Linked DNA regions of Homo sapiens: region 1 is linked to region 2. A link is a loop called in an ENCODE intact Hi-C map of the cell type or tissue named here. Cell type or tissue: GM12878. All regions are shown on one strand.

Region 1 (2,500 bases), 59 kb before region 2:
CTGAAACAGTGTCTGTAGAGCATTGACGGACAATTACCAACAGGTGGAGGGAGATTTTTCACCAAAACTAGCCAAAATACCTCATAAAAATTATATTTGTTAGCTGGGCACAGTGGTTCACACCTGTAATCTCAGCACTTTGGGAGGCCAACGCGGGTGGATCACCTGAGGTCAGGAGTTCAAGACCAGCCTGGCCAACATGGTGAAACCCCATCTCTACCAAAAGTACAAAAATTAGCCGGGCATGGTGGTGGGCACCTGTAATCTCAGCTACTTGAGAGGCTAAGGCAGGAGAATCGCTTGAACCCAGGAGGTGGAGGTTGCAGTAAGCCAAGATCACACCACTGCACTCCAGCCTGGCCGACAGAGCGAGATCCACCTCAAAAGAAAAAAAAAAATTAGTATTTGTTATAGAGATGGACAGAGGCAAGACATTTCTCAGACGGGTCCAACCAGTAGCCGTCTTCCCCAGATCAAACTCACCAAAGCCTCCCCCGCCCTCAGGGCAGCACACTCCACAGCTGAGCAGTTTCTCTCAGCATGTTATTTCTCTCTGCCACAGTGCTCCGGATAATTGAAATGGAGAAAAAAATCAATACTTCCCAAAATAGTCAGTGATGAGTGTCTTGGATCTACAGAATCCTGCTGTCCACCACCTTCACGCAGGCCCCGTCTCCTGTACTTGCCCGGGTGGCAGGCGGGCTTTGGTTCTGACACAGGTGACGTGCCCTTCCCCATCTTTCAAACTGTGAGCCAGCGTCAGCTTTCCCCAGACATACACATACCTACAGGAAGCAAGTTGACACGTTCACACAAACCACCACCTCCCCCATCGCCATCCCTCTCCCTGGGTTGTTTTCTCACACTTAGAACAACAGAGTCACTAACTTCCTAACTAAAATATGACTTTTCTAATTTTGTTCCCCCAAACAACTGCTAGGATTTCTCTCTCTTTACCCGCTCACATCTGCCAGCTTTTCAATTCCCCCTTTATGGAGCCTGGAGACAATGGAGGGAAATACTTCAGCTCCCTTTTGCTGTCTTTTGTTTTCATTCATTGCTTGGCAGCAGGTGAAGAAACACAGTAAGTGACTAGTGAAAATATTCCTGTTCAGCTACCAGAGGCAATTTCACTTCCTTGTGTCTTCCCTCATTTGCATAAAGATGCTTTCAAGATCACCTTGTGTTTTCCCATGCTGTACCCTTTTTTAAAAAGATCCCTATTTTGAGATTCTCATTTATATACATATATGTACATAAAAGTGAGAATAACAAGATCTCTCTCTATACAAAGAGCCTACTGTGCATCAGGTGATTCTTGCTCATTGCCTGTCATCCTTGCAACCACTCTAGGTTGAAGCTGTCTTTATTTTGCAAATGATGCAGCTAAGACTCAAGGAGGGTAAGTAATCTGCCCAGTGTCACATGCTAGTAAGTGGCAGAGCTGGGATTCGGCCCCCAAGTACTCCAGGCTTACACTGTCCCCTCTCCAGCATGTAGCTATGCAGAAACATCTGGTCCATTGTAGTGCTATTGTTGCGCTGGGTGTATGTCAGCATCTCCAGGACAGTGACTACCAGTGTTCCAAAGGCCACTTGCTACCTACTGGAAGAGCTGGTGGCCTTAGGCTCATGGCACAAAGAGCAGGAATTGATCATTCACCTCGGGCCCTACAGAGAGCCCAAAAACAGACATTGAAGAGGGGCAGTGGAACAGAAAGGTGAGAGCGTGGACCTTGGCATGTGTATACCTGTGTTCCGTTCTTCAGCCCCATGAACCTGGGCAACGAACCTAACCTTTCTAAGCCTCAGTTACTCCATCTATAGAAAACAGATAATAAAAGTCCTGCCTTGTAGAGTTATGGGGAAGGTTGGCTGGAACAGTTAAGAATGTGCTCTGCATAATGCCTGGTGCAGAGGAAGCCCTCAATAAACGATGGCTGGCCTTATCATTAATGCTAGCTGAGGAGTCTTCAGGGAGAACATTTTATGAGTGCTGAAGTGTTCATCTGGTGTGTGCGGTCATTACTCTTCCCAGAGCTGTCCATCCATCTGGTCCAGGCCTGCAGCCCTGTTGGTCTTACCTCATACACCATTGCCCAGATCTCCCCAGTTCTCCTTCCATGTTCCAGGGGCATGGTTTATTATCAAAGAGACATTTCTAAGCAGCTCACCTGGGAGCTGTGCTGTACAAGGCAGGTGTAAAGAGAGAGAAAGAAAAAAACTGTACCAAAGGGTAAGCTGAAGTTTATGTTCTTGTGACTTAGCTGGCACAATAAAAGAAATAGTGGTACAGTGCCACCAAACCATATGCATAGCCCCTTTAAGCACATGAGTTGACTGCAAAGCTTTGTATTAGAGAGCTGGTGCCAAACCACAGGCCACCAACAAAGTTGGCATTAATTAATTAATTAATGCATGGAAACAAAGGCCCCTCACCATAAATAACAGGCTACCATCATCTGGGTGCCCAAGCATGCGCCAGGCACTCTTCTGAGCAT
Region 2 (2,500 bases):
GGCTCCAGATCTTCATTTTTTACATAAATAACGTGGTGTGTGGCTTAGTTTCTATTATGCGGTTGCCATGGCAGTTCCTCCAGTTGGCTCTTTCAACTGGAGTGAAATGAAAAAAGGCACTTGTTAGGGGGCAGGGAAAACACACAGGGTTGGTGGGGAAGGGCTGAGACACCTGGGCAGCCTTTGGGATCACAGGGAATGCTACGAATATGCGCTTCCATTCGGCAGGACCACAGCCCAACCTGGCAGCTGGAAAGAAGGAAACAGGTTGTGTGGGATTTTGAGCTTGGAGCTTATTTATTAAATCGAGCTGCTTGGGAAGTTTAATGAGATTTCAACCAGAAATCTTCTCCGGGGCTTCTCTTTGGGGTATCAAGCAGCGGAGGTGAAGAGTTCCAAGGAGAAGTACAGAGGCACCTGGGCCGAGAGCCTGGAGCTCTGCCAAGCTCATTAGCACTCATAGGGTAGCAAAGCCCCGCTCTCACCCGATTCCAGGCATGTCATTAAAACCGGGGGAAGGGCTGCTTCCTTCATTAAGCCTTCCCTCTCTCCCCAACTGCCTTTGGAGGCCCCACAGAATGGAGGTGCTGCTGTGCTTATAATGCACATGCTGTTATTCCAGCAATCATGGATGGACTTCAGGGGCCTATGAACCCCCTGAGATACAGGTTTGATTTTATGGGTAGGTGCATTTTGCTGGGCTATGGGTCTAGATCTCATCAAAATCTCAGAGGGACCTTCCTTAATACAAAATGAAATTCAGATGCTCTAGGACTAGCTCTGCAAGGAACACTCCAGACAGAGGTATAGAGGCCCTGGGATCTCAGAGTTGGCCACACCTAGTTCCAGAGATCACTTCCTCCTCCTGCAGTCTGTCACTGAAGATGGTTGGCACTTTATTCTGGCCTCAAGGGGACAGTTTTTTTGAACAGTTAATTTGCATTAGTGACTCATCTGTCACTTTCCCATAGTACAGATGACACTCTCCCCCTTCACTCAGAATCACCTGGGAATGTGAAGGTGCTGAGGACTGTGCTGCACACCAAATGCTCTGATTTCAGTGGTCTGGGATGGGACACCCTGGATGATGATTGTCATGGGCAGCCAGGTCTGATAACTCGGATAACAGCAGGCAAAGAAACACAGAGAGGAACAGGGAACGGAAGTAAGGAAGGGGAACGGTTTTCATCTCATCTGCCATTTTTGGTGACTGGTTGTAGGTACCGGAAATGCTCTACCGTGAGGGTTTCAAAACTGGTTACCAACTCATTCTGAGCTGGGAATATTAAATATCCAGGGGAAGCGAAGTTGTCAGTATATATGCAGATATTTTCCATTTAAACTATATGTGTATACACACAGATGTACTCAAGTCCAATTTGTGGTGCCTGCACTCAAGAGCACAACAGCCCTAAAAGCCTCAAACAGAAGAACACCACACACAGTATGCCGGCGCTTTGCAGTTTCCTCTGTAGAACACCACACACAGTATGCCGGCGCTTTGCAGTTTCCTCTGTAGAACACCACACACAGTATGCCGGCGCTTTGCAGTTTCCTCTGTGGAACACCACACACAGTATGCCGGCGCTTTGCAGTTTCCTCTGTGGAACACCACACACAGTATGCCGGCGCTTTGCAGTTTCCTCTATGGAACACCACACACAGTATGCCGGCGCTGTGCAGTTTCCTCTATGAGACTACGCTGCTTTCACTGACACTAACTAAGAATGTTTCTCTTCAAGGAAGACCGTCTTGGCCTTCTCAGGCTCTCAGCAGAGGATGATGATGATAATAGCAGCTGTCATTCACTTTACATGGTAAAGTGACACAGTACACACTGTTCTAGATGCTTTTTTTTTTTTTTTTTTTTTTTTTGAGATGGAGTCTTGCTTTGTTGCCCAGGCTGAAGTGCAGTGGCACGATCTTGGCTCACTGCTACCTCTGCCTCCTGGGTTCAAGCAATTCTTCTGCCTCAGTCTCCCAAGTAGCTGGGACTGCAGATGTGCACCAACATGTACCACAGTGCAAATTCCAGGTTGTCTCTTTAGTAGAGACGGGGTTTCACCATGTTGGCCAGGCTGGTCTCAAACTCCTGATCTCAGGTGATCCACCTGCTTCAGCCTCCCAAAGTGCTGGAATTACAGGTGTGAGCCACCATGCCAGACTGATGCTTTCTATGTGTAAAGTTAGTCTTCACAGCCATCTGGTGAAGACTGTAGTATTATCATCATCCCCATTTTGCAGATGAGGAAACTAAGGCAGGAGGGCTTAAATAACTTGCTCAGATTTGTACCATAATAAAAAGGCAGAACTGGGACACAAACTCATGCGCTTTGCCTCCTGAGCATGTCTTTGAGCCACGGAGTCAGACATATTTGCCTAGCAGTGCTATAAGAAAAGCTAGGCAGAGACAGGAACAGGGGAGCACTGGCCACCAGATCCAGAACCTTAACATTCTTTTCCCGGTAACAGGCTTCATCCCTCCACCCCTCATCTTCGG

The links. Hi-C counts contacts between places; a loop is a spot of excess contacts. Peaks named below come from ENCODE experiments on the same cell type or tissue, not always from the same donor. Only the 100,000 strongest peaks of a DNase experiment are listed, where the experiment ranks them.
Region 1: a loop joins it to region 2, with 6 times the contacts of the local background. A loop is called at or near these places in 6 of 110 quality-filtered maps.

Annotation. Positions count from the first base shown.
Region 1 is chr15:92,101,126-92,103,625 of GRCh38, forward strand. The region is part of intron 3 of SLCO3A1 (solute carrier organic anion transporter family member 3A1); the gene reads left to right. Among named protein-coding and RNA genes, the nearest start is that of SLCO3A1, 250 kb to the left of the region's middle. In GM12878, no CTCF peak of the experiment used is centred here; DNase peaks (open chromatin) are centred at 836 and 1,106; H3K4me3 peaks cover 428 bases.
Region 2 is chr15:92,160,284-92,162,783 of GRCh38, forward strand. SLCO3A1 (solute carrier organic anion transporter family member 3A1) reads left to right here. Exons shown (of 10, transcript NM_013272.4): 10 at 2,473-2,500. Among named protein-coding and RNA genes, the nearest start is that of ST8SIA2, 230 kb to the right of the region's middle. In GM12878, no CTCF peak of the experiment used is centred here; a DNase peak (open chromatin) is centred at 948; H3K27ac peaks cover 1,244 bases.